Linked DNA regions of Homo sapiens: regions 1 and 2 are each linked to region 3. A link is a loop called in an ENCODE intact Hi-C map of the cell type or tissue named here. Cell type or tissue: gastrocnemius medialis. All regions are shown on one strand. Each heading gives the region's core, and the rest is flanking DNA. Links, peaks and the distances in the headings are about the cores only. Region 1 overlaps SESN1 (sestrin 1). Region 2 overlaps ARMC2 (armadillo repeat containing 2). Region 3 overlaps SESN1 (sestrin 1).

The links. A loop is a pair of places that touch in the nucleus more often than their neighbours do. Peaks named below come from ENCODE experiments on the same cell type or tissue, not always from the same donor. Only the 100,000 strongest peaks of a DNase experiment are listed, where the experiment ranks them.
Region 1: it touches region 3 in a loop (5-fold over the local background); 37 of 110 quality-filtered maps call a loop at or near these places.
Region 2: a loop joins it to region 3, with 4 times the contacts of the local background. A loop is called at or near these places in 46 of 110 quality-filtered maps.

Annotation. Positions count from the first base shown.
Region 1 is chr6:109,077,077-109,087,228 of GRCh38, forward strand. All of the region lies in intron 1 of SESN1 (sestrin 1), which reads right to left. Among named protein-coding and RNA genes, the nearest start is that of SESN1, 13 kb to the right of the region's middle. In gastrocnemius medialis, for the core only: a CTCF peak has its summit at 5,239; DNase peaks (open chromatin) are centred at 3,125, 4,185, 5,435 and 7,285; H3K4me3 peaks cover 4,168 bases; H3K27ac peaks cover 8,000 bases.
Region 2 is chr6:108,938,795-108,948,946 of GRCh38, forward strand. All of the region lies in intron 12 of ARMC2 (armadillo repeat containing 2), which reads left to right. Among named protein-coding and RNA genes, the nearest start is that of ARMC2-AS1, 20 kb to the left of the region's middle. RefSeq lists an enhancer at 6,567-7,123. In gastrocnemius medialis, for the core only: a CTCF peak has its summit at 5,378; DNase peaks (open chromatin) are centred at 5,467, 6,067, 6,427, 7,197 and 3 weaker places; H3K4me3 peaks cover 2,093 bases; H3K27ac peaks cover 7,476 bases.
Region 3 is chr6:108,996,747-109,006,898 of GRCh38, forward strand. SESN1 (sestrin 1) reads right to left here. Exons shown (of 10, transcript NM_014454.3): 2 at 5,532-5,597; 3 at 4,542-4,742; 4 at 3,745-3,927; 5 at 1,767-2,009. It also overlaps a transcript of ARMC2 not described here. Among named protein-coding and RNA genes, the nearest start is that of ARMC2-AS1, 78 kb to the left of the region's middle. In gastrocnemius medialis, for the core only: no CTCF peak of the experiment used is centred there; DNase peaks (open chromatin) are centred at 5,515 and 5,869; H3K4me3 peaks cover 2,684 bases; H3K27ac peaks cover 8,000 bases.

The DNA of each region.
Region 1 (10,152 bases), core at 1,312-9,311, 81 kb after region 3:
CTAAACATATCTAAACATAGAAAAAGTACAGTAAAAATATATTATAATCTTATAGTACCACTATTGTATATGCAGTCTGTTGTTGACTGAAATGTCATTATGTGACACATGACTGTACTGTATCACCCTACATTTCACATACTTTTTCCCCATTGATTTTGTTTTCCAATACAAAAATAATACATGCTCACTGTAAAAAGCAAAAACAAAAAAACCAAAAAACTCTAGGAAAATAGACTAGTGATTAAGAACAGAGACTTAGAAATCAGACATGCCTTCTCGACTCCAGTATTCACTATTTAAGTTCATCTTTCTGGGTCTGTTTCCTCATCTATAAAAACTAAAACTCACCTCCCAGAATTGTTGTAGGTATAAAATTGGAGATTGCAGGGAAATGAGACTTCAGACAAAGTGCACAGATAGTTGTGTAAACTCATCCAGAATATGAATGTAAACCCCAAATATAAAAAGACAATAGTATGGCATGAACTGAGTTTTGCAGATCTGGTGTGACCCACATGATCAGACAGTGTCACCAGCAGCTGCACCCCACCTTTGGGAACCCTGGGGTCCAAGGAAAGAGCACTAAGGTGGCTGCAAGTACTTCTTCTCAATGAGAATGCCTAGGAGCTTCCCGTTTCCTTGACTAAATAAATCAGAAACTTAATCTAACATTATAGTGAGTGGGTTCATGCATATTTGTGTACTTCTTTTGTTTGGGAAAGATCTCTTCCTCAAAACCTGTAACCCATGGAAACACTGCAAATGTTATATGTAAAATGCTTACCACAATGCCATATGGTAAGCACTCAATACATTTAAGTGATTTTAATTTTTTTAATTCATTAAACAAGTCATATCAAAAATTAATTACTAATGATTACCATTATTCAAAGAAAAATTTAAATCACCAATAACTCTATTTCTAAAAGAGAACTATGGTTAATATTTTGGTGCATGAGTTTCCTGACTTTTCCCTCTTCTCTATAATAATAAATATTTTACATACTATTTTAAAGCTGTCTTTTCTATTTAAATTTGTATATTTATTTCTTTTCCTATACATACATTTTAAAACAATTTTCAATAATTACAATAAGTTCGTGACCAGCCTAGGAAACATAATGAGACCCTGTCTCTACAAAAAACTTAAAAATTGGCTGGGTGCAGTGGTGTGCATCTGTAGTCCCAGCTACTTAAGAGGCTGAGGTGGGAGGATCACTTGAACCCAGGAGATTGAAGGTGCAGTGAGCTATAGTCACACTGCTGTGCTCCAGCCTGGGTGATGGAGTAAGACACTGTCTCAAAATAAAATAAAATATAAATATAAATAATAATCCTTTATGTCTATAATCCCTGCTGTTTGATATTTAATTACCCACTTGTATATAAAAGACATATAGATAATACATTTATATCATAAATATATTAACATGTACACACTTTTAAGGTTTGGACTAATATTCAAACTGCCCTCTAGAAAGTCTGGCTGTATGATGCACTGTCCCACCAACAGCTGCACTGTTGTCAACACAGTACCATAAAATTTCACATTTTTAGCCAGTCTTAATTTGTTCTTCGATTTTCATTACAAAATTCTTAAGGGCAATAGTTGTTTTCTTTTGTTTTTACATCCCCCACAATGCCAAAACAGTGTCAGACATAAAGAAATATTTTAAATGAATTCTAACCTTATCTTTAAAAAGCATATTTATTTCAGCCTTAGGTGGAGAGGGAGGTCTGCTATAGAGGTGCTGTGGGATTCAGGAAAAAAAATAACAACCCTGTAATTCTGTATTTTAACAAGAGAAAGGAGCTAATCATAATTTAGTCTCATTCTGACCAATTAAAATAATATATTGTATGAAATGAAAGAATATTTATCTCAAGGTTTGAATCTTCATATATTACTATATATCTACTTCCAAATTCAAAGAGGGAGCCATCAAAGACCATTGTAGACTGGAATTGGATATTTCTTTATCGGAATAATTACCACTAAGAGAATAAAAATAAACACACTTCTGATAAATTCTCATTGCCTGGTGGAAAGGCTAAATGCAATTCTAGCCTGGGGTCAAATTTTTGCTTATAAAGTTATTTTTCTGTGCTAAACTGAAAAAAAAAAAAAGAAACAAAAGGGATTGTCTGATATTCATACTCTAATATTCAATACAGGCCCAATCATGCAAGATACGTTTAAATCTTTAACACCTAAGGAAGATGAATTAAGCTTTAATGTAGTATTTAAGAAAAAAGCAGGTGTCACTAATGAGGTATAACAGTTAGACTTTCCATCTTCCTTGACAAGGTCAGTTGCCAAAATCATTTTGTTTCATCATGTTATAACAGATTTTTAGCGCACATATCAAAACTCTGACCTAACAAATGGTATGCAAAAGGACAAAAATGGCATTTACTCTTATAAATTTGCAAATATTTTGTGCTTAATGGTACTGTCATAATAGGATTTACAATTAGAAAATCTCAATGAGGTATTTTAAAATCTAATTTAAAACATATAAGCAACAAAGTTAAAAATGCTTCAACAATTATGTTGGTTCGGGTACCCAGTTCAAATTGAGTAATTTCTGAACATTATATAACTTAGGTGAGTTTGCTTTTTAAGAAATCAAGACTAAAATGTTACAATTTATGAAATAAATGCTGAATTATGAAAGGGATGCAAAAAAGTACTTTTCTACATTGTTTAAACACAATCCTTTATGATTCTAATGATAATTTTCCATAATAACTGAATAAAAGAATAAGTTGAATCTGAAGTATGCATGAGCATACAAATGGGAGAATGATTTCTGTATGAGCTCAATGTAATTATACAACCTAGGCTTGATTTCTAAAGACAATTGAGGCTCCTTTTCTTTTTAGCTATAAACAACTTGCTGTATGATATGTAATGCAAAACCGTATTTTGGGAGATTTCAAACATTTATAATCCACAGGAAAAATACTCAACACTCCTACACTATTTTTTCAAGCCCACAATAGTGCAGTCTTTCAGCTATAAAGCCAGAAGCCAGTTATAAAACCAGTACTTTTCCACTAGAGTTACTTGTGGGGCGGGGAAGGGGACGTTCAGCACTGCAAACGTTAGGGTCTAAAATAAGATCATTGCAAGGAGTTACTACAACACTTGCACTGCCAGCACTGTCATGGCAACAATGAACTAGCTAGGAGAATGCTCTTTTAACTTTCAAAGCTAATCTTGAGTCTATTGCTCATGGAAATATACCAAATTTTCTTTTAGGTAGTGCATTAAATAAATCATCTTACTAGGAATCTCTTAATATAAAAATAAGCCTTTTATACACCATATTTCCAGGATCTCAGTCCATAGAATCCTTGCGATCAGGCAACTTTTATAATGACAACATAATGAAAATTATACACCACAGTGAAACATGAAGATTCAGTAGGGTTCAAATCAGTTTCAACATGGGTCAAGGTTTAAATAAGAACTTGATATGCAACTTAATAACATCTGAGAATGTGGTTTCCCCTAGAAAAGTTTTAAGTTTTACCTTGAAGGAAAACAATTTGGGAAAGAAAGTAATATATTTTTACTGTTAGGAATCTTAACGTTAAATTTTTATTCAGATAATGAGGTATAATGTTGGAAAGCACAGACTCTTGAGTCTCACAGCCTGGGTTTTAAACCTGACTCCTCCTCTTACAGACTGAGCATCCCTAATCCAAAAATCCCAAATCCCAAATGCTCCAAAGTCTGAAACATTTTGAGAACTGACACGACACCCCAAGTAGAAAAATTCCACACACAAGTACTTAATACAGACTATTTCATGCACAAAATTATTCCAAGTATTGCATAAAAATTACCTTCAGATTATGTGATAAGGTATATATAAAACAGATATATTTTGTGTTTAGATTTGGGTTACATCCCGAAGATATCTCATTATACATATGCAAATATTCCAAAATCCAAAAAAAAAAAATCTGAAATCTGAAACACTTCTCGTCCCAAGCATTTTGTTCTGTTTTGAAACAAGGCCTCCCTCTGTTGCCCAGGCTGGAGTGCAGTGGTGCAATCTTGACTTACTGCAGCCTTGACCTCCTGGGCTCAAGCAATCCTCCTACTTTACCTCCCAAGGAACTGGGACCACAGGCATGCATCACCATGCCCAGCTAATGTTTGTATTTTTTGTAGAGATGAGGTCTCACTATGTTGCCCAAGCAGGTGTTGAACTCTGGGCTCAAGCAATCCAACAAAACCCTGGGATCACAGGTGTGAGTCATGGTGCCCAGCCTGGTCTTAAGCATTTTGGATAAGACATATTCAACTTGCATTAGCTATGATAACTTGGGCAAGTTTTTAACCCATCTGGGCCTTGTTTTTTCTTGACAGATAAAATGGGAATAAAAATATCTACTCATACAATGTTGGGAAGGTTGAATGAATTATTACATGAAAAGGGCTAAGGGTTAGGTGTGGCATACAGAATGCCTTTTCTTCTTGTTTTCAAAAGCATACAGACTGCTAATGGCTCTTTAAGACAACTTGATTCCAATCCCATGGCACATTTTAAAGCAGACAGGAAAGTCTGGTGCCACCTCTGCCCCTCCCCTCCCATCCACCCCAATTCACAGAAGATAAACTAGGCAGGCATTGGGAGCTCAGCAGGAGCCCCAAAGACACCTGCCAGATATTACCAAGCAAATTCAACCTTGCTTAGTTCCTTTCTTCTAAATTATATCAGGCTGTCTGATACAGAAAGCACTGTTTTGAAGACTTTCTGCTTAGTATGTCAAGCTCCCATTGGGGGAAGCACAGTAGAAACACTGATAGGGCAGCTCTAATGTCCTCATTAAACCGTCAAGGAAAGAAACTTCTGTAGTAGATAACTTGCTTGGAGTACTAGACATGAATCAACCAGGAGCAGAGTATTCGGTTGCTTACTGGCAATACCGGCATACAAACAATCACTTGCTTTCCTATATTATGTGTCCCTGAAGACACGTTGAAATTTAAATGTTTATAAGTGAAATAAGAGACTAACTCAGTGTAAGGGAAATCCAGTTCCCAGAGAGCTAAAACAATATTTATAAAATCCTTGTAGTTCCTAGAGGCACTATTTCCCCTAGGACCAATGAACCTTTAAAGTAGCTTAAAACTTTCTCAGTTGGCTGGAGACTTGGGGGCTCTAAGGGCATATAGTGCTAGAGGGCTCAACTTCCTATCTCCTCCCCTAGAGGAAGGAGGCAGAATAGAATACTAAGTACTCACATTCACTGAGTGCTTACTGGGTTCCAGTAAGCATTGCTCATAACTCTGTAAGGGAACTGAGGCTTAAGGAGGTTATGTAACTTGCCCAGTCACACAGTTTGGCAGAGCAGGACTTAAACCCGGTCTGACTAACTTCACAGCCCATGGTCTTGACCATTATCCTCCAATGCTGTCCAGGTACTGAAGCACAAACTTTGGCCATGGGTCTCTCCATGTGCACTTGATCACCTGGATGATCCATGCAGCTGCCTCTCTGCAACCTCTCCCTGCTGGTGCCATGCTGGCATACCAGAATGATGCTGGACTCCAATGAAGGGCTGGTTGCTCCAGATCTGCTGTCACTTTGGGCAACTACTAACACTTACACTGGGGCAGTGGTACCCTATGACACGATGTATTAAAATGGAATTTAATGTACAAAAGGCAATTAGGGATTTTCAATACATGTGGATAAAGTGCGGGATGTATGAAAGTCAATCACGTAAAAATCAAGCGTATCCATTTCTAAACTAATGGCAGTTTCAAGTTTGACTCATTAGATGGAAGATCTAGATCAAATGCATCATTATCATCACCATCACAATCATCACCAATATTTGTTGTGCACTTACTATGTGTTAGGTTTACTTCTACATGCTTTACACGTTCAAATAATTCTCAAACCCACTGTATGAAGTATTATTATTATTTTACAGATAAGTAAACAAAGGTTCAAAGAGTTTATTCACAGTTAAATTTGTACAGTATACTAAAGTTTACAAAATGGTTTACCAATGTCATCTCTTAATTTTTAGAACCATACCACAAGGGAGATAATAAAATGTCAATTACTAGATGAGGAAACTGAGACTGTAGAGGTTAATTTATTCATGAGCACATGGCCAGTAAGAAAATTCAACATGACCTTTACACCATTCTGAAGTAAGATCTCTAGTCAAAGTGAGACTGTGGATACTTAGAATAGATGGTTAGGAAATAAAGTAAATCAGAAATAAAAAGTTTCTTTTGTTTTTTAAAGTATAACCTTTATTAAACTTAAGTGAAATACATAGCCTTTTCTTTCCCATGTCAAAAAATAGATAAGCATAGGGTTTGGCAGATAGTAGATACACACACATACACAAATCTAATGAATGAAATGAGAAGAAATGATTCATTAGGTTCAATGGTAAAATTTACATTGTCTCAACAAAATTTCAATTTTTCATACTCAGAATGACTGTCATCAACAAAGGTCATATGTTATAATTTAAGTCAGTCAATGTATACCTTAACTTGTTCAATGAGAAAGTAGATACATCTTAATTTGAGGTATAATCACTATCAATGACTTTGAGAGATCTTACACTGTGAGAAAACCTGTCTCCCTAACATTTAAATTACTTTTTACTTTTGAAAGGCTTCTCTTAAATATGTCCTTCGGTACCATTGAACATATCACTCTACCACTATTTTGCAAGGCTCAGTTTTTATCACATGATTGGAAGAATGTCTTGCTGTGTTTAGGCTATGAATAGCATTTGAAAAATTACTCAGTTATAATTATAGACAGCTAACACCTGCCAACTAGCTAGAAAATGAAATCATGTAAAATTTAAAGACAAGTGTGCAGTGCTTGTCAAACACAGAGGTATCAAAACAGTAAATGCTCACTTTTAGTAAGGTAAAGATTCTAATTACACTTTACTGAATATTACAATAAAAGTAAAAATTATCCTACCCATATGTTTAATTTTTCAAGGCATATATATTTGTCAGTTTGTCAATTTAAACAACTTTCAAGTTAAAATACTAAATTAATACTATTCACTAAATGAATATGTATATTCAATGAATGATTATATATACATATTAAAGTTTATTTGGGTAATATAAACCACAAAGCTCATGTCATAAATTTTTTTCCCTTTAGTATTGTTTAAAAGCTTAGGAATTAGGCCAGGCACAGTGGCTCACGCCTGTAATCCTAGCACTTTGGGAGGCCGAGGCAGGCGGTTCACTTGAGGTCAGGGGTTGGAAACCAGCCTGGCCAACATGGTGAAACCCCATCTCTACTAAAAATATAGCCGGGCATCGTGGCGGGAGCCTGTATTCCCAGCCACTTGGGAGGCTGAGGCAGGAGAATCGTTTGAACCCTGAGGGGGAGGCTGCAGTGAGCTGAAATCACGCCATTGCACTCCAGCCTGGGCAACAAGAGCAACAGTCGGTCTCAAAACAAAAACAAAACAAAAGAAAACAAAACAAACAAACAAAAAATAAATAAAAGCTTAGGAATTGTCCTAAGGTGATTTTATAATAAATGAAAGAATGTATAATTCTAAGAAGACCTCTAACTTTTAAAATTAAAAATAAGGTAATATTTATGTAAAATATAAAGCTAAAAGTATCTAGTTTTTCCAAGGTAATTCCCTATTTCATTACAATCTATCAGATTTCTTTATATAAAAGACATTAGAACATGAGAAGACAGATAATTATTATGTTGCCAAATTTAACATGAATTTTTTTGTTACAAACTAAAGGTTGTTTTTAATCTATTTATTTGAAAAGTGTGCCACAAACTGTGAGTCTACTCGTAATAGACAGATTTTAATAATAAAATACCAACTGGGAAAATCTAATAAATGCTCCTAATAGTCATCCTACAGAAACTCTCAAAGTATCTCCAGCGAAAAACGCACTTTTAAAAAAACAAGCATCTTTTAAAGTTTTTTTTTCTTTTATACAGTAACTTTATGGTACATGTATCTTTATTGACACTGGCTTATCAGTGTAGCAACCAACAGAAAAAAAAAAAAACAAGCATAAAAATAATGTTCCCATAGTGTGACTATCTAGCTAAGGATTTCATACCTAAATTTCTAGTGTGTCAATGCCCCTAGAAATACAATCACTGGCCAGGCGCAGCGGCTTATGCCTGTAATCCCAGCACTTTGGGAAGCCGAGGCAGGCAGATCACAAGGTGAGTAGATCGAGACCATCCTGGCTATCATGGTGAAATCCCGTCTCTACTAAAAATACAAAAAATTAGCTGGGTCTGGTGGCGGGCACCTGTAGTCCCAGCTACTTGGGAGGCTGAGGCAGGAGAATGGCGTGAACCCCGGAGGCGGAGCTTGCAGTGAGCCGAGGTCGCACCACTGCACTCCAGCCTAGGTGACAGAGTGACACTCCGTCACACACACACACACACACACACACACAGAAATACAATCACCAAATATTCTGAAGAATCCTTGAAATCTGATTTCCTGAGTATATTCTGCCAGCCTAATTAAAGTACTAAGTAATTTCTTTAAGGTCATTTCAAATCTTTCTCACTTAATGTAGTAAATGTGAGCTAGAAACAATGTGTCAAAGTAAACCCTATTTTCCACTGACTTCTATTTAAAAATTTAGATATTTTACCATCGTGTGAAAAAATAAACTGATTTGAGAAATTCTGACAAAGCAGAGATTAGAATTGGTGGCAAAGCTTGCTTGGTGCTGATGTACTTCCAGCAGCACTTTCATCCTTCTAAGCACTTTAAGCACGCTGCCCTCCCTGACCAGCATCAACTCTGTTCTTCCACAAATTCTAAGATTTTTCTCATGTCTATGGTTCCTTCCAGTCCATGCTAATTTGCTACAACATAAACACTGACTATTTTTAAGTTATAAAATTCTTCATGATTAATACATAACCCAAAGTAGTGCCCATTTTATTAAAATTTTAAGTGATTAAGAATCCTGTATTAGGCCGGGCACGGTGGCTCACACCTGCAATCCCAGCACTTTGGGAAGCCAAGGCAGGCAGATCACTTAAGGTCAGGAGTTCAAGACCAGTCTGGCCAACATGGTGAAACCCCATCTCTACTAAAAACTAGCTGGGTGTGGTGGCGCATACCTGTAATCCCAGCTACTCGGGAGGCTGAGGCAGGGAGAACTGCTTGAACCCGGGAGGTGGAGGTTGCAGACAGCCAAGATCATGCCACTGCACTCCAGCCTGGGCAACAGAGTGAGACTCCATCTCAAAAAACAAAAAGAATCCTTTATTATACCCAAGATTCCACAGCTACTTTCTGTCAGACCAAAGTTTCAACAATCCTTAAGTTAGCAGTTTGAATTATTAATTACCTATTCAAATGGTAAAAAGATATTTTGCAAATTTCTCATGGCTTATCAAGAGAAAAATAAATATAACTCTAAACAAAGACAACAGTACACCTACTTTCTAATTCTTTTACTTCATGAATGGTCTGCACATACAGCACCTTTAAGGACACAAAGTGTTGAAAATGAGAAAAAATTCTAATTAAGCCATTGTTTTAGAGGATCCTTCATGATGTCATGAACAACCCATGATCTTAAAGTAAAATTTACTATGCAAGTGTTTAACATCTTTGTACAAAATACTATATCCCATTTGTAAACAAAATAACTATGTTAGAAAAATATTTTTTAAATGAATCAGTTTTTTTCATGTTAGAGGCCAATGGGGGCACTCCAACAGGAATAAAATAGATGAAATCAGGCCGGGCACTGTGGCTCATGCCCGTAATCCCAGCACTTTGGGAGGCCGAGATGGGTGGATCACAAGGTCAGGAGTTCAAGACCAGCCTGGCCAACATGGTGAAACCCTGTCTCCACTAAAAATAGAAAAATTAGCTGGGCGTGGTGGCGCCCACCTGTAATCCCAGCTACTCAGGAGGCTGAGGCAGGAGAATTGCTTGACCCGGGAGGCAGAGGTTGCAGTGAGCCAAGATCGTGCCACTGCACTACAGCCTGGGCGACAGAGCAAGACAGCATCTCAAAATAAATAAATAAACAAAAATAAATAAAATAAAATAGACGAAATCTGAACACATAAAGAGTACTGTTGTTAATTTTGATCTTTCTGAAGAGTCAAA
Region 2 (10,152 bases), core at 1,461-9,460, 57 kb before region 3:
CACAAATAGTGCTATTGTTTTCTAGCATTACTAATAGATACTTTTGTTTCTCTGATTGGAGCTTAGATGATGGCCATATGGAATAAACCAACAAAAATCCTGGTACCTCACCAATATGAGAGACTAGAGATATCAGTATGGCTAAGAGTATGCTTTTTCTAGTTTGAGTAACTAAATGTCCTAAAGTTTTTTTTTGTTTTTTAAAATAAAGATGAGGTCTCACTATGTTGCCCAGGCTGGCCTGGAGCTCTTGGGCTCAAGCAATCCTACCACTTCAGCCTCCCAAAGTGCTGGGATTACAGATGTGAGCCACTGCGCCCAGCCTAAAAATCCTAAAGTTTAAATTGGCATAAAATTTTACTATACTTTTCACTAAACTAATTTTCACGTTAGACCAATGGTTATCTGAAAAGCAAAACTCATGTTTAAGAAACCACATTTTTCTCTGTTGATGTATATTACAATTTTATGTTCCTATTGATGTGGTTTGGATTTCTGTCCCAGCCTAAATCTCCTGTTGAATTGTAATCCCCTGGATTGGAGGTGGGGCCTGGTGGGAGGTGATTGGATCATGGGCGGAGTTCTCACGGATGGGTTAGCACCATCCCCCTGGTGCTGTTCTCGTGGTAGTGAGTGAGTTTTCTTGAGATCTGCTTGTTTAAAAGTGTGTAGCACCTCCCCCTGCTCTCTCTCTTCTTCCTGCTCTGGCATGTAAGATGTGCCTGTTTCTCTTTCACCTTCCGCCATGATTGAAAGTTTCCTGAGGCCTCCCCAGAAGCTGAGCAGATGCCAGCAGCATGCTTCCTGTACAGCCTACGGAACCATGAGCCAATTCAATCTCTTTTCTTGATAAATTATCTAATCTCAAGTATTTATTTGTAGCAATGCAAGAACAGACTAAAATACCTATTAAAATTATTTTAATTTCCAAAGAGGAATAGAGAGCACCTTGTAAACCATGTACAGTAACATGCTTATTCAGAACCATCAAAGAAATGCATGTTATCACTTTCATCACTAAACTTAATCATTGTGGCAAAAATCATATTCAAACATATTGCATGTTTCTCTTCCTTCTTAGAAGATATTAAAACTAACTTAACCTCTTGATACCAAAGGTCATTATTATAAGCATTAATTATTGCTGTAGAGACTGTTTGTCCCACATGTGAAGCCTGAGTCTGTTGATGAGGTTCTTTAAATGTCTGCATCTTCTTTGTAGATTTTCTCTCTCTTCTTTTTCTATTGGTTGCTACCTCCACCTTTGGTAGTCTTTACCTGCTTTTTTGCAATTATTTGTTTGCAATTAGCAAGGGAACCTCATAACCAAGCTTATTAAAATTAGCATGTAGTCCCAGCTACTCAAGAGGCTGAGGCAGGAGAATCGCTTGAACCTGGGAGGCAGAGGCTGCAGTGAGCCGAGATCGTGCCACTGCACTCCAGCCTGGGTGACAGAGGAAGACTCTATCTCGGAAATCAAGGACATGGACACACATGGAGTGAGGTTAACTGCGGAGGTTTAATAGGCAAAAGAGAGAGGAGAACAGCTCTCTCTCCTGCGCGTGAGAGAGGCACCCAAGTGGAACTTCTGGCCCATGCACAGGTATTAATAGACAGGCTTGAGGAGGCAATATCTGATCTACAGAGGGCCCAAAGATTGGTTGGACCAGGTGTGATGTTTACATAGCACGCAGGGAAGGTGGCCACCCCAACCTAATCTTCTTATTATACAAATGGTGTTTTTGCTTGGCCAGCACCATGTTACCTGCTCTTTACTGTACATGTGGCTAGCAAAGAGAAGGGAAGATGGAGCTGCCATAGTGGACATGCCTAGTCCCAGGTATTCTTTTTCCTATTGGCACAGCTGGCAGCATTCACCCGTGGAAGCTTCTAGCTTGCCTTTCTATGTCTGCAGCTTGATTTTACAGGCTGCTCTTTATTAGAAAAGAAATTATTTGGGGGCTGCTTTTCATTAAAAGGAAAACCTTACCGAGGACCTCCTTACCCTCACTATCTGCCTAAATAATTTCTTTTTAACTCCAGTATCAACACATAAGCCAGGCGTGGTGGTGCAAGCCTCTAGTGAAACTAGTTGTCCAGCTTGGCAACAAGGTGAAATCCTATCTCAGAGAGAGAGAGAAGACTGGCAACATAGACCTCATCTCTATAAACAAAAAATTAGCCGTGCGTGGTGGCACATGTCTGTAGTCCTAGCTACTTAGAAGGCTAAGGCGGGAGGATTGCTTGAGCCCAGGTTGCAGTGAGCCATTGATCACTAGCTAGCTAGCTAGACAGACAGACAGACAGACAGACAGATATTTTAGACTAAAAACTTTAAAATAAAATTGAATATGAACAGACTTAATGAGAAGAGCCTAAGGGGCTCTGATGAAATTTCTCTGTGACTTCTCCTCTTCAAAGCCAATTCCATATTTCAAGTTGTAGCTCTCTTGTCTGCTCCCCTGTGAGGCCTCCCAAGCAAGACCAGTCAATTTCTCCCTCATCAGTGCAACATTTTTAAGACTTTAACATAGCTGATACCCCCAGCTAGTACACTCAGAGCTAAGAACCCAAGCAGTATGCCTATGGCCTTAACCACTTCACTATTATTAAGAAAAACTATACAAATCTTAGCGATAAGGTATGGAATAGGTGGAGGCATGTCCTGACAAAGGCATGCCAGGGCATTGTTTAATGACCCAATCAGGGATTAATTCCCTAGGCCAACATATTGGTGTTTGAACTTGCTGTTTACTATTTGGTTAGATACCAGACACAATAAAGTTACATGTTAATTTGTAGGTTTCAATCTGGTAGACAGGATCACCTCAAAAGTTATGGTTTTATTACTTTGTAGGCATTTGTCAGGTTTGTATATAACCCAGAAATTTTAAGTGCTTGTAAATTCCCGGTTCTTCAGTTGTGCTTGGAACAAAGTTTACCGTGGTATCGGCCCCCTCATTAATGAGTTAAATACTTTTGAAGTGTGTTCATTTTATGAGCCCATGAGAGTCATGTTTTTAACTTTTAAAAAATTATACTTTGACTCAATACTTTTACTTATAATAAAGATTGAAATGTTGTAGTTTTAAGTCATTACTTTGATTTTTTTCCAGTAAGAAAAATACATAATTTATATTTTCCTCAAAACCAAAATATTTTAGAAGAGCAGGGAAAGAGTTTAGGCTACAAGGAAGTAGTTGTGTGTCCCAACCACTTCCTAAAATCATTAACCAGAAATTCCCATAAGTCTTCATAAACATTTCTTTAGTGGTTCTCCAAATGGTTATCATTATGCAGCTGCCCTATCCACTACTGCGAGTTCCTAAACAACACAGACTTTGTCCTGATAGACCGAGATGATGCTTGGCAAAGTAAGCTCATAAGTGCTGGAAGAAAGAATTTTGAGTGTGTGAAATGCTTTGGCACCTGTAAGGTGTTAAAAAATATTTTTTCTAGTACTCGAGTGCTTCTTCCTTAAATATGTACTTTCTTCTTCCTAGTTTGGAGGAAGAAATAATAAGAATTTTTTTCCCACAATTTTCACATGGGTGGGCTGCCATAAAAAGCAAAACAGAATCCCTTCAGACCAGCATGGCATCTTAGTTTCATGTTTCCCATGTCCCAGGTGGCCGATCAAATATGATTTGTTTTTCCTCTTAATGTTCTGATGTGAGTGTATTGATCTGCAGTGGTTAGACACTTTGCCGCAACTGGGATTTACTTGAATGTTGAGGCTTGGAACTGATTGTGGAGACCTGAATCAGCCTTCCAGCAACTTATTTAAACAGAATTATTACTTCCTATAATTATTTTTTTTTTCAGCTCCTGGAAACATCCCTGCAAGACTAACTTGGGTTGTAGAGAAATACTCTGGAAGCTTTGTAGTCTCTTAATATACACAGCCATTGCCAAGTGATTAGACAATCAGAAAGAGTCAGTAGACCTTCCCTGTTTTTGTTCTGGGAGGTTAGTATTGCTTCTGTCTTGAAAGCCTGAGGACTACATTTAGGATCAGCATAGGTTTCATTTTTCTAAGACACACTTTTAAATCAAATCATGTTTATGGCTAATCGCGTTTTCAAAAAACATAGAAACAGAAATCTAAAATGAACAAGAAAGAAAAGAAAAAAACCCTTTATAGTGATAAATGAAATGTCACCTACACATGCCTCTTGAACTGATCTTATCAGCGGATGGGGAGCTTCACAGGAAGCTGCCGGTCGCTGCTGCCGTCCACAGAGGGGGAAATCCTGTTTTGAACCAGGTAGCACCAGGGCCGTTTGCTGTTGGAAGAAGTAGAATATTTCCTCCCCATCTGCTGTTGTTTTCCATTAAAGGGGATAAAAATTAGAATTACATGAGAAGATACCAAAAGTCACAAAATTTTCCATTATTTTTACATTCTTTTTCTCTTGTCAAGGTAAAGTCTGATTTCAACATATGAGAAGTCTGAATATACTTTATATATTCGAGTATATAAAGTCTGAATCAAGTCCATCGACAGGAGGGGTTGTGGTGTGGTTTCACTTTTCTATACAACTGTGCTGTGAGGGGTATTGATGAGGAATAAGGATTTATATTTACAAGAATTCATATTATTTTTTAAAAAGCATTATTATAAAGACAAATAATGGGTATTCAAGTGGTGAGATTTCTAATTTTTTCTTGATTTAAATCAGAGTGGCTCCCCAACTTGGCTTATCATCAGATTTGCCTGGGGAGCTTTAAAAATACAGGTGCTTAGCTGGGCACAGGTGGCTCAGATTGGCCTGTAATCCCAGCACTTTGCGGCAGATGGATCGTCTGAAGCCAGGAGTTCGAGACCAGCCTGGGCAACATGGTAAAACTCTGTCTCTACAACAACAATTAAAAAAAAACCCACAAAAATTAGCTGGGTTTGGTGGCCCATGCCTGTAATCCCAGCTACTTGGGAGGATGAGGCAGGAGAATCACTTGAGCCTGAGAGAAGGAGGTTGCAGTGAGCTGAGATCGAGCCACTGCACTCCAGCCTGGTTACACAGTGAAACCCTGTCTCAAAAAAACAAAACAAGACAAAACAAAAGGAACCCTTAAACCTATTTTCAACTTAAAATTTGAGTTTAATTAAAAATTTTTTTAAATTAAAAATAGAAATACAGGTGCTCAGGCCCCACCCAGAGAGATTCTGATTCAGGTCTGGGATGGGGCCCAAGAACCTATTTTTAAGAGACTTCTCAAGTGACTCAAATGAACAGCAGGTTTTGAGACCCTATGGTTTAAGTTATTAAGGTGGTTCTTTAAAACCATTTTCTCCAGTATTGACAGCAGAGGGGTTCCCATAAAACCTCAAAAGATTTTAAAGTGATTAATCAAATCAGCCACACAGAGTCAGTCTTTCTCTACAGGAGCAGAGCTGACAGTGATTCTTCCTGACAAAGTAGGAACCAAGTTGACAAGACCCACCAGGTGCTAATGTAGGCTTCCCAGTAAGTGGTAAGAACCACTGGCCCTTTGCCTTTTGCACAGGCAGCTGAGGAATGATTTCTTAGCTGGAGAACACAGGATGGTACATTAGTCTTTTCCACAAATTTTCGCTGCCAGACTTGTGTCAAAATAAGTCCTGGGACCAAATCTAGTTTGAAAAAGGTGCTCATCACACTGATGAGGCTTCAAGCACTGGCCAGAGTGGCTCCCTCAGGAGAGATGGGCACAGGCTCTACTCCTCAGGACCCTTAGAGCCGCCTGTCCAAGGGAGGGTGCCTTCAGTTCAGTTGGCTAGACAAGCTGCGAGTTGCTGATTCATTTGTTAGTGAAACAAGCACCAAATTTCATCTTTAAAATAATTCCTGCAGATATCGTGTTTTGAGACAGTTCAGTATATACCCATATCTAAATGTTGTAGTTTGCAACAGTTAAATTGAGAGTGATGAGTTCACTTAGAATATGGTCCGCTTTACACCCCCTCTGTTTGCATAATGGCCCTCAGTGAAGTGGGCCTCCGTTTCCATCTGTATGTGATGGTTATGTGCATGGCCTGGGTTTCTGGCTCACCAACAGTCTCAATGAAAAGGCATCTACTCCTCCCAGCTCTCATAAATGACTTCCGCAGGGAGAGCAAGGGAAACTTCTTTGGCTCATATCTGTGTGGTTAATTTGTCCAAGATCCATGATGCAACTAGTAACTCCAGTTCCCACACACACAAAAACTGAGATGAAACAGCCTCTCGTTCGGCTTAATGCCGTATGAAAGCTAAACTTTAGAGTTAGGTAAAATATCTATTAAAAATGCTGGCCAAAATTCAATTAAATGACAAATCTCATTTAAGAAATGTGCACATATTGTCTGCTTTATGGTGTAAACTGCTTTTGGTACAAAACAAATGTGCAAGCAGATGGGCTTAATAACGAAGGAGGGAGTGGGGTTGCTATCAGCCTTTGGGAGGCAGAGCCTGCCTCAGGAGGCGCCTCTGACGTCAGTGTTGCTACATTTAGCATCTCAGGAAAATACATTTGGGTTTGTTTTTTGGAAGAACATGAAGGGATTTTCCCCATTTCTTCTGTAAATATCTACTAGGCAAGAGATCTGGTAAAATGCCTCAAATAAGACTTTCAAAAGACTGGCAATATTTTGCAAAGGTCATGATCAAAAAGAACAACCTTTGTCTACATTCCTATCACATGTGTCCATTGACCATTTAACTCTCTCCACGTTTAGATACGGTTAATTTCTTGTTTCTTTTACCACAGAGCTTCCAGATGCAGCAGGACTGTCGTCAGAGCCTTTGCAAACCCTGGGAACTGCCAGACTCATTCTTGGTTGTGCTGCTTTTAAAGTCCTACCTCTCTCATTCTGTTTAGACTTCTATAGGCATAAGCTGCTGTCTTCAGCCATGTATGCACAGTGAACACTGATTTGGAATGCTTAGCCATCGTGGTATCAGAAATGAGAGCTGGAATGTCTGAACAGTGTGGGCTGAAAGCAAAACCACCTCCATTTTTCTAGCTGTTCATCTTGAATGTGACCACAGCCTTTCAGCATTCCAGAGAGGTGCCTTCTCTTCCCCGCTATCCTCTTTGGGCCATCAAGGATTGGTTAGGAAGGTGCCCCCACCCCTTCCCCTGGTGCCTTTGTAGGGCGACTTGGCTCCCAGCTTGTCCTCTGCCTCCTGCCTGACAGGAGCACGCCCTATGGCTGTCTTCCCAGCCCCTCTGCAGGCACATTCCCAGCGGGTGCTGAGAGCATTTGGCTGAGCTTGCTCCTTTTTTCAGCCTTGGCCTTGGTCTGCGCCCCTGACCGGGCAGGCTGTACAATACGCCCTTAGCTTGTTCATTCTTTCCAGCTCCTGCCGGCTTTGCCCTTGTGGAACTGGCTCTTACCCCGCTCAGCACGGAACCCAAATGCCTGATTTATGTCTGCTGGCTTGAAAAAGAACTTAGCACAGTGAAATTCTAGCATTGGCCTGGTACTTTTGAGTGACATTCAGAGGCATATCGTGGGTGCTCAATAAATGATTGCTGATAGAACAGATAGATGGATGGAGGAATCAAGCGTAATCTCTTCTGGTTTTAAAATGATTTTCTACTTAGATTCTTGGCTTTGAGTCTCCAACATTTCAGATTCTTCGATTTTATCTAGTTAAACACGTAGGCAAACTCTTGACCCACTTTCAGTGCCCTATGGTCAGTTAGCATTTTTGCAGTAGTGCACAGTCTGTCTTCCAGTTTGCTAAAATTTATCTGTTCTTCAAGCCACCTGCAAGCTCAATTAATGTTTGAGTTTTGTTTGAGGGTGGTAAGTTGGATAAACAAAGCAAATTGTAAATCCTGATTCAGCTCTCAGGCACGAGAAGTTTGTAACCATATTTTAAACAGGGTATTTTGATTAATTTTCTGGTTAATAGAGAGTTCGGATTTTAAGTATATTTACATCCCCTTCCATTTCAACCCATTCTTACAAATTTTTCTAAAATGTGTTCCTTTACTTAGTGGAAGCAGTTCCCTCCTAAGTGGAGTCTGCTGAACATAGTTTATTCTTTCTGTGACAGCTTGATATTGTTTCTTCCCCACAGTCAACATTATGCACATGAGTTATTTTAAGGTACGGGAGGAAGGGTGTGGGAGTCGGGGAGGAATGTGTTCACTGTGGCTGGCCATGGGCAGAGAGTAATGTGAGGTAGCAAAGAAGTGGTTGCGTGGGGCCAGATGATGCATTAGATGCTGGCTTTGACATTCATTTAATAGGCAGTAGATGTTTTTGAGCAAAGGGAAGAGCTGTGCTTTAAGAAGTGGTGTTAGGGTTGATGGCAGAGGGAGGAGCCTGGAAAGGGCCTCTGACAACAGTCTACAGGCAGATTAGCCCAGGTCGGCATGGGCAGGAGGGAGCTGGGGAACATTTTGAGATGACAGAGTCGAGGAGACTTGGTGACTGCTTGGTGAGGGGATGAGATAGAGAGGAATCAGAGATGCTGGGGCTGGGGGACTGGGAAGATGATGATGATTAGCAATGAGGAGTTGGGCTGAAGGTGGTTTTGGAAACCATCTGTGTGTACAGAGATGATTGTTCAAGTCCTGCCTCTTCTCTTCACCAGTGTTTGACTTTGGGCTTACTTAATGAGTCTCCTGAAGCCTCAGTTTCAACATCTCTAAATAGGGGTAAAAATGTCTTTCATTGGCTTTAGGCCAATGTCTCTCCCATGGAAAGTAACATGCAACAGCTACTGCCAATGCTGCCACCATTGGAACTGGACATAGACCATCCTGGTGAGCAGTGCCCTGTTCCTGGTTTTATTCCAGTTAAAGTAATTTCATTCACAGGCTTGTGGGGCCCATTCAGATTGAGTAACTTGTTTGCTCATTGGGGCATAACATCTGCGAAACTAATGACAATATCCCTCAGGCTCTAACTGGAAAGCTCTGTTGAGGTCAGTCTTCTTCCTCTAAGTGTATCTGTTTGTCTAAGCTCTGGTTGGCCGTAGCTGTTGCTAGGCTGATTCTGTTTTAAGCAAAATTAGAAAGTCGATATGAACTGGTTATACTAGACTGCCTTCTTTAGGAAAAAAAAAAAAAGCTCTCTCTTGATTCATCTTCAGTTTGCTATTTCAAAATCACATAGTTATGATATGAATATGCAACATTGTGTTAAATTTAATAAAAATGCTATAAAAATGGAGTGTTAATTTATAGATGATTCTCAGATATTGTCTAAGAATAAAGGAGAGAATGTGTGCCTCAAAGGAGAGCTGCATATTGATGAAATCCTTTTCCGCTGTGGAATTGGTGCTCTCTCTAAATAGATGATTTTGGCCTTGGTTTAATTTTTACAAATCTTTATAGAATATTAAGTAATATTTTATAGACTTGAGATGGCTCGGGCTGTGGAACAGTAGATAATCTCTCCATGATCCTGCCCAACGCAGACCTTGGTTCAGTAGGGAGGACCTTGGAGTGCACGGTTTGGGAGCAGAGGCCACCCATGGTGAGGAGAGGGGCCCTAGAAAGCTGACTTGCTCAGCCTTCTTCAGGATTCCAGATGAGTCAAGACAAGCCCTGGCATGGAGATAAGAAAACACTACCTCTGCTGACCTCCTGTGAGATGGCTTCTATTTTGGCCTCTTCCAGGATCCCTAGGTCCATGTAGAATATATTTAAGAAGGGAGGGGAAAAAAAGAAAAGAAAAAGTGCCTTAGCTAACCCTGAAAAACAGGACAAAAACAGTAAGCAGAGATAGCAGTTGCTGGAAGTTTGGTGCTGCAGACGGCGCAATCTGCCATCCCATTTGTTGATCTCGCATGCCATGCTTCAGTTGGCACCGCGGCTGCCAGGAACCACCCCCTCCTTTTCCATCTGAAGCAGGAAAAGCAGTATTATAACAGTGTTAACTCTTCCTGCCCTACAGCCTAGAGCTTCTTCTTCTGCACTGGAGGCTTACTAATCTCGGCCACGTTAGGACCTACAGAGATGACAGAATCGAAGAATTTTAGAAGAGGAAGGGGCCTGAGGGAATTTTTAGAAAAAGAAAAGCAGCACTTAGTCTTCCCAGATTAGACTGCATGTGACAGTGGGGAGAGGTCATTTGAATTTTGAAGAATGATGACCACTAAGGAAATCTATTTTTTACCAGGATCTGATCTAAATCCTGGCAAATCAACACGGATAGCTGGAGGTGGGACA
Region 3 (10,152 bases), core at 682-8,681:
GCATGAGAACAGAATAATACACCAACACTTAGAAGCAACCAATGTGTTCTTCAGTAGCTACTGGAATAAAGAAATGTTGCTACATCCAGAAAATGAAAAATTATTCAGTGCTAAAAAGAAATTAGGTATCAAGCCATGAACAGACATGGAAGAAATTTAAATGTATATTACTAAGTGAAAGAAGCCAATCTGAAAAGGCTACGTACTGTATGATTCCAACTATATAACATTCTGGAAAAGACAACTATGGAGAGAGTAAAGAAATGAATAAGTAGTTTCCAGGGTTGGGAGGGAGGGAAAATTCTTGTTTGTTACCATTTGTATCTGAAGAGCTGAGTCAGATACTGGATATGTACCTAAAGAACAAGCCATATCAGCTCACTGTCAAAGTGTCATCAGGGTAGGCCATAAACCTTCTAAAAGTATCCAACTTACCTGGGAATAGGAAGCTTATTAGAGAAATAAAAATTATCTTCTTTCACTATTCATTCTTTTAATAGAAGGAGAACTAGAAACAATCAAGTACTTTTTTCTTTAGCCTTGTACTAAATTATTGGTAGCAAGGAGAAGAATCCATCTCCTAGCATTCTAGCAACTGAATACTCTCTTGGATCCTCTTCTGACTGCCAAGCTTTGAAAAATAATCAGTGGCCATATGCAGGCCTATAACATGAATCTAGGCAGCTCAAAGGAGGGTGAAACTGATGGTCTTTGGCAGTCCTATGATCAACCTTGGGAAAATTATTCTTTCTTGTGCTAATTTCACCATATGTAAATGCTACCTCTTATTTAGCACCTGACAAATGCTAAGTGCTGTACTTGGCATTTTACTTCTTTAGAGACATTTCATTTAAACCTCACAATAACTTTGTGTTTTACTTTTATTTAGATACAAAAGAACTGAGATTCAGTAACTTGCCCGAAGTCAAATATATAAATTAAAGGCAATTCAACCTGTCAAATCTATTTCAAAGGGATAATATAACTCAGAAAATGCATGTAAAGCATTCAGATGGCTGTGGTACTGCTTCTAAAATTTATTTTTGAAGCATAAAATAAACCCTTGCTTTTTCACTACAACAAAAGAATGCAGAAGGAGATTTTGATTCATCATATACAGGAATTAAAATTTGCTTATAGAAAACTGAACTTGCTCTGTTTCAAAGGAGTAACAAAACTAAGAATATATAAAAGCCAGGAACAGAAGGAATAGAGGTGAAAGCATTTTAACACATTTACATTCACCTGATATCACCTTCTATATTGGTGCAAAGTTAAACATGAAAAAGAATTCTGAAGAGAGAAATTTCTAGATCAAAGTTGATTAAATCTTCTGAAATATAAAAAATTAAGAAGCCAGACTGTTTATTTTGTGCAAAAGAGAAGAATGTGATTGGCACAAAAAGTCTCCACCACCAGGCCACACTATTTTCAGCCTTCCCTCATGTCACTGCAGTAGCCAATCAATATTATTTGGTCCTGACGGGACACATGCTGTTGGCTCCTGATCCTAAAATTATCTAAATGTAAACTCCTACAGGGTCTTAGAGTTTTGTACATCACTTTTGTAAAATGTTGTATATCACCTAGACTAGTGATGAGCATGTGAGGCAGTCAATAAAACCCTACTGAATGAATAGATATAGGGGCCCAATATCTCCACAGTCTTAACAGGGTGGGTTTTTCTAAGAAGCCAACTGAAGAAATAATATAACAGCAATTATTGTGATTAGTTTTATGACAATCTCATGACAAATAATACTTACAGAAACATTTTCTGCTGAGTTGACCGGCATCTCATCCACACTGTGATTGCCATTTGTAATGTCACAGATGCAGTAGTTGCTAACAGAAGGAGGTCTGAATGTGTGGCCACCATCACAATGAATTTCTGGACTGATTCCACAGCCGAATGTGAATGAGGCAAGAGAATGATAGTGTGTGAGTAAAACTACTGCATGTACCAATTCCGCAAGGGACCAGCTGTGCTCTTCAGCTTTTAAAAGTCCCTTAGGGGGAAAAAAAAAAAGAATATATTTTTGTACTGGGGTGTGGTAAAAGTATACAGTTCATTTTAGTATTTAATTTATTGAAAACATGAGTCATCATACAAAGCCTAGCATAAAATTATCATTTGAAACATGTAGAACCCAGAATTTGCTAATTTTTATGAATATGCATTCACAAATAGAACTTAACATAATCTGTTAAGACATTCACTATTATTTTGATTTTCTGAAATATTGACTTAAAATGTAAGAGAATGCATTTTGCTTAAAAGTGGCTGCTGTATTTCAGATGCTGGATTATGAATGAATTACTGTGTTGTTAGTTCAAAATCTCAAAGCAAATGTAATAAATTTGTGTTTAAAAGTAGAAGCTGCTGTGTGAAACGCCTGTGCTTTGTTTATTATAAGGCCTCCTCAAGGAATTTTTAAGATAGTGGCTTGAACAACTTGATTAAATATTCCTAAATCATCAAAAAGTTATATATAACTTCTATAATTCTTCTATTCAATTCTGTGTCACTTCTGCTTCATTATCTATTTTGTAATCTTGTATAATTTTTCCTTACTTGACAATATATAATAGGCATTGTATTAATATATTCAAATCTTGTATCTTCTTGATAATATCTTTAATTATCTAATAGTATCTATTCTATGAAATAGATAAGACCAAAAGATGCATCTCTAAGAATTTATAGTGCATGGTAGACAATTTTAGAGAACATCAATCTACTTTTACTCTATTATCTCTATTAATAAATAGAACCAGAACTAGCTTAACATGGCATTTAAAACGTAACATAAAGATGCATAACAATGAGATGCCACTTCACACTTATCAGAATGGCTGAAATCCAAAACACTGACACCAATGCTGGCCAAGATGTGGGACAACAGGAATGCTGCTTCATTGCTGGTGGGAATGCAAACTGATACTGCCCTTTGGAAGAGTTTTACAGTTTCTTACAAAGGTAAACGTAGGCTTACCGTATTATCCACAAATCGCACACCTAATTATTTATCCAAATGAGGTGAAAACTTTTGTCGACAAAAAACAAGAAACAAAAACCTATACATGAATGTTTACAGCAGCTTTATCCGTAATTGCCCCAAACTGGCAGTAACCAAGATGTCCTTCAATAGGTGAATGGATAAACAAACTATGGCATAACTATACAATAGAGAATTATTCAGTGATAAAAAGAAATGAACTATCAAGTCGTGAAAAAGCATGAAGAAGCCTTAAATGGATGTTGCTAGATGAAAGAAGCCAGTCTGAAAAGCTACATACTTTTGTATGATTCCAGCTGTATGACATTCTGGAAAAGGCAAAACTATATAGAAACAATAAAAAGATGAGTGGTTGCAGGGGTTTAGGGGAAGGGGAAAGGGGGGGAAAGGGATGAACAGGTGGAACCCAGGGCATTTTTAGGGTACTAACTATTCCATATGATATTGTAATGGATGCGTGACATTAGGCATTTGTCAAAATGTGTAGAACGATACAATGCAAAGACTGAACCCTAATGTGAACTATAGAGTTACTAGTAATATATCAATTACAGCAAATGTACCACAGAAATGCTGTAACAGAAGAAAATGTGCATCTGTGGGAAGAGATTCAGGGGGTAGAAAATAGGAACTCTCTGTACTTTCTGTGCGATTTTTCTGTAATCCTAAAACTGCTCTAAAAAAGTCTGAAATGACTCCCAAGATATATTACCCCACTGCTTACCTCAATGTGTTCTTTGGTAATAAGCCAAGGTCTATGGGCTAACACTTTGTTAAGTTCTCCTAAATTCTGTAGTTTTTGAGGAGCATTCTCTAAACCATTGAGCCACTTGGGGTCCCCACCAACATGAAGGAAATCATTTACATGCAGGTTCACTAAGTAGGAGCACTGATGTCTTGCCGCAGCCTTAAAACAAAAAGATTATTCTAATTATAAATATTAAAACCTTGAACTACATATCCTTTTTATTTACAACATGCAAAAGAGCTAATTAAGTTTATTAGTATGTTTTCAAATTTTCCGTAAACTACAGAAATGCAGTTTTTATATAAACATTTTAAAAATTCAAATACTGTAAGAACCTTAGAAATATTCCAAGAACAAACAAAATATCTGATAAAAGTATTTGAACTTTAGACATTTTATCTATATACTTTCAGAACTTCAGATTAAGAAGAAACTTCAATTAAGGTGCCAATCATAAAATAATGGAATATTATTTACATCTTGAACAGGAAGCACCACTTATGTCAATGTGAACTATTTATAATAATGAAACAGAACTTGTGTTCTACTTATTTAATGAAGAATGGTTCTCAGCAATGTATAAATACTTGCTTCTTTTTCTGTTATACTTGAGAGCGTACTTATTTAAAAATAGGAAAAACAGAGACTGTGCAACAGGAATCATATTATATATCATAATCTAAGTATTTATCCCTGTGTTTAAAGCATTAACTGTCTCTTAAAGAGATTAATAAAAATAGGCAAAAACAATTTTTCACTGAATGTTTACAAACCATTATTCCAATGTAGTGACGATAATGTAGGGGTAACGGCCCATCCATTTGCAGTAGATAGTGCTGAGTTTTTAAGAAACTTTCTAAATATTGTGGGTGGAAAACCATCACTAACGTAATGTTATCCAAACGGCCCAAAGCAGCAAAAGAATCTGCAAATAAAGCATGCATCTGTGCGTCTTCACTCCCCACTTGGAGGATCTGTATAAATGAGAAAAACCATGGTTACTGAAATGGTAAATTGGTGTTAAGGGAAGAAAATATACATGCGCTACACTCTAAGTATCATTTAGAAGCAGATTAAATCTGGCTTAAGAAAGAGGGGTTACAAATTTAAACTCAACTGGTTGAAAGATACAGAAGAATAAACAGTTACATATTATATAGTAGGGGATAAACAACAAAGGCTGAACATTAAAGGCCATCTAGATAGGCTGCTTGCAGAGTTGGCCAGAATCCAGATAAAGAAGCAGATTTAGATTATCAAATTTGCAGAGCTTGCAAACAGACACTAAAGCCTTTCTTTACAAAACCGCCTACTCTCACTCAATTTAAGGAGAACTAAAATTAACTAATAGCATACACTTCTTATGAAAATAAAGCATAGATGCTTTTATACATATATAGAATTAAAGATCCAATCTAGCACTGATATCAGCCTGTGGAGACAGTCAAGACTAAGTAACTCAGGTTATGGGCACACCTAAACAACATCTAAATATAAGCAGATGTTGTATCACTGGTCAAAAACAAATCTTGGCTTTACTTGATTAAATATGGGTGTTAAAAACACATCATGAAATACTAGAAATCAACACAAGTACAACAGCTTTTTATTCCCACAGATTCACTGCCAAAGAATGATTAACTGCAACCAACTCTGACTAAAACATGTTGTTGACCAACAGTTCTTCAGATGCCAACATGTGGGTCATGAAAGCTCTTCCTTAAAAGCATACAGTTCACTATGTACTTTCACAAACAACGTACCTCCTTTTCTGGGATGAATCTGCTTGGTCCCTGTCCTAGTGGTCGAGGAATTCTAATGCCAAGTTCCTAGAAAAGAAAATTACACCATCTCAGGCCTTTGGCAGTAAACAAAATGAACTGAGGCTAAAGGAATGGGAGGGAAAAACAACCAGTCGAACAGAGACAGGCTTGTTTTGATGGTTTGTTTTCATGGCTGTATATACATACCAACTCTTCTGTTAGCATTACATAGCTAACAACAGCTTATAATACAACTCTGATTAAAAACAATAAAACCTGTTTCACTAAAACCAGAGTTTTGCATAAAGTACTTGGCAGAAAGTCTAGAACAGAAAGTTCAGCACATAGCAGCCAACCCTGTGGATCATCAGTGATACAAAATAAGACCAGTGTGTTTGTACATCTAAAACTCAACCAACCCAAATATCAATCCCTGTGCATCGTCAGAAAATGAAAAAGCAGTACTTCCACCTAGGTGTCTTAAACTAGAAAAAGTGTAATTATTATTACATCTAAAACAACACCTCACGGTTAGAATGTAAATTTATGAAAAATAAAAACTAAATTCACAAGAGACAGCACTACAGGGCATGTTTTCTCTGCAGTTAAATAATTTTAGAGAAACTCATTTTGTTTGTAAGTTTGCCTTAAATTAAGTTTTTTTTTATTTACAGGATGTCATCAATCTTGCCCATATTATATTTTAGAGAAGCTCAAATAATTGAGAAATAGTTTTCTGACATTTGACACAGTGACTCTAGAATCCTGTACCTTATGTGATGGTGTAGTATGGTTAACAAGAACTGAAAATCTGTTAGGGTTTCCTTTCCCTCCCTCACCCTCCCCATATAGTGTGTTTACAGAAACAAAACTAAAATAATATATTTCAACTTTTTGTTGTTTTGAGGCCTATGTCCTATCTAGTGTCATTTAAAAATTTTTTTTAGAATTTATACAATTAAAGATTAACCCCTTCACTCATATATATTATATATATAATTAAATACTCATATAATTCTACTCTCTCCTTACTGCTTTTAAAGTTCTTCATGATATAAACCAGATATTTTCCTTTTAAAGAAAAAAAGTGGGGATGGGGTGGGGGTGGGTGCACAGAGAGAAGGACATGTGTCAGCAATCCAAGAAATCTGGTCCCAGCAAATGAAAGTCTTTAAAGCAGAACAGGCTTTTAAAAATTAAGCAGGAAGGACAAAAGTGAAGGTAATCTTTATTAGGAGACATCAAGATTCAAAGTAGTTTATATTTGCCAACAGAATTCATAAAATAATATTTAAATAAAATAATCTTATACTGGAGGTTGGTGACTTCTCCCTGGTTAGTCCATCCTTACACTGAAGATAGTAATGCTTTAACATTATACCCTTCATTAGAGGAGGCACTTAATTCACTGGTCTGGCCACGTGTGTGTCTCAATTTTAACATCCTGTAATGAATGCCAGAGGACATCCCTGTTATTCAATATATAATTTTGGCACCAATAGCAGCCATTTATATACAATGATGACTCTTAGCTTTTCTAACTGCTGAATTTCTCATCCAATTACATACATTTGAAACAATACCTATTGGACAAAACTAAGGCTAAAATTAACATTTATCCCCTCTAATTTCTTTAATCTTGAAAACTGTCTTACTTAAACAAAATGTATTTTAGGAAAATGCCTGTTTCAAGGGTTTATTACTGTTTTATAACTAAGAGACTTGGGACTTTAGTATACGAAAAGGTGTCATTTCAAATGGGGGAAAATGAATTATTCAACAAATGATCTTGGGACAACTGGATAGCCATTCAGAAAAAAAGTGAAGCTGGAACACTATAACATGCTTTACCCCACAATAAATCAGAGTTAAATGTAAGAAAAAAATGAAAACTTAGAAAAAAAGCAAAAAACATTATAGTACTAGAAGAAAACACTCATGGAGTGCAGCAGGCCTAAGAATACCACAAAAGCCAAAAGTCATAAAATATAAGATTGATAAATTTAATGACATAAAAATAAAGACTTTCACATGGGAAAAATAAATATATACAAAGTCAAAAGTAAACAGAAAGCTAGGAATTATATTTGCCACTCAAATAACAAAGGGCTAAATTTTAAAGAAAGATTACTATAAATCAATACGAAAATCCCCAACAATCTTTTTTTTTTTTTTTGGAGACAGAGTCTCGCTGTGTCACCCAGGCTGGAGTACAGTGGCATGATCTCGGCTCACTGCAGCCTCTGCCTCCTGGGTTCAAGTGATTCTCCTGTCTCCCGAGTAGCTAGGACCACAGGCGTGTGCCGCCACACCTGGCTAATTTTTTGTATTTTTAGTAGAGACAGGGTTTCACCATGTTAGCCAGGATGGTCTCAATCTCCTGACCTCGTGATGCGCCCACCTCGGCCTCCCAAATGCTAGGATTACAGGTGTGAGCCACCGCACCTGACCAACAATCGTATTTTAAAAATGAGCAAACAACACAGTTCAAGGAAAAGAAAATACAAATGGTTGAAAAATGCTTGACACTCAAAACAACTGCAAGTTAACTATGCTGAGATACTGTCTTCCTCCAAAAAGATTGCTTAAGATCAAAAAGTTTGATCACAGGCTGTATTGGAGAAAGGGTAGAGAAACTGTCATTAATTGTTTATATATTGCTGATGAGAGTGTTTTGAAGTATGAGAAAAAAGAGTATAGAGAATATATTACTACAACCGCTAGGAAGGGCAATTTGTAATAGTGATCAAAATTAAAAAGTCCCATAGCCTTTGAATCAACAATTCCATCCTAAGTGTTAACCTACAGATGTGCTCACATTTGTGAAATGCCATACGTAAAAGGATAACCACTGCAACATTGTTTCTAATAGTACGAGGTTGAAAACAATCTCAGTGTTCAATAGAAGGCTGTTTCAATAAAGTTCAGCATGACCATATAATAGAGTAGCATGCAGTCTTTAGAAAAAATGAAGCACTTCTACATGAGTTGACTTTAAAAGCTCTTCAAGTTATATTACAATAATGGGGAAGGGGAGGAGAAGCAAAGTGCAGAATATGTATATATTATGTTATCAGTAGGCAGGAAAAAAAACCTCACTGATTCAATTTCTAGGCCTTTATCTTACAAATACATTAGCATCATGAAAGGTAGTTACCTTTTTAAAAATGTGGCCAGATTGACAGCACATAGGTTTAGAAACAAAGAGGTATACAAATTATATTATTCTGGTTTTATTTCTCTACCAAATATATAGTTTATATGCCAAATTATTATAAAACAATAGGTTTACAATTCCAAGAAGGTGGCTATGAATGCTTGAGAAACAGAGTATTTCCTATATTTATGGCAAGGGTTCTATGTAATTCTTGTCTTTGTAAGTCCATCCCTATTGCCAAATTTAGTGGGCATATTAATAACACTGTCTCCCCTCTTCCTTAGCCTCCAAATTGAAGAGTCCTAATCTGTAAAATAGGGATGATGACAAAATAATAATACCATCAATCCCAACTATGTGGGATTATAATCTATATTATAAACTATAGAATTTTACAAATTATACAAACGTGAGTCTTTTGTTATAGATTCTAGTCTTAGGTATAAGGTCTAACAGATTTGGCTGTCTAATTTCTCAGAAGTAGCAGAGGAAGAGAGGGTAAAGTGGGGTTTCTAGACTGTGGCTGGCACCCTAACACTAGTCAATGATATCTGAGAACCAAATTGCCTTTCAGTTTTCGGCTTATTTCTTGAATAACACTGAAAAAGCAACTAGGGCTCATGATAATAAATAGCAATAGCAGCAGCAGCAGCTAACACAAAGTATGAGCTGAGCACTGTTTTAAATTATACTACCTGTAAACAAAGAACATGAGTCTATGATACTAAAGTTTAGAAAGAGTATTTGGTGTTCTACAATATTCATGAAAAAGTCAAGAGTCTTAGATTAATCCTTACCTTAATCTATGAAGCAGGTACTATTATTATCTCCATTTAGCATAACTGATGAAAGCCCTGAGATTTTTTTAATTTTTAAAATTATACTTTAAGTTCTAGGGTACATGTGCACAATGTGCAGGTTTGTTACATATGTATGCATGTGCCATGTTGGTTTGCTGCACCCATTAACTTGTCATTTACATTAGGTATATCTCCTAATGCTATCCCTCCCCCCACCCCCTACCCCACGACAGGCCCCGGTGTGTGATGTTCCCCACCCTGTGTCCAAGGAAAGCCCTGAGATTTGAACCCAAGTATTCTAGCTCAGTCAGTACTAGTGAGTGGTGGAGACGGGGGCTGAATCAATGACATCTGGTTCTAGAGTTGGTATCTTTCATTATTATTCTTTTGAGCCTCTTTAAGACTTCTTGATACCTTGGAGATTCTTACAGATACCACTGTTATTATACAGTAGTAGTCTTGGTTTATAAAAAGTTTCCATTTTCTGGAAAACTCACTTTTGAAACACTTCTTGGTCACATGTTAAATTGGTTACAACTCTTTTCTAGTAGATGCTGATCAAAAAAGGCACTGCGGGTGTTCAATGGGGTGATCATAAGCCAAACTAAATACATTTCATAGCTTCCTATTTAGGTTAATTCAATTATTCCTTCATCTGTAGCTG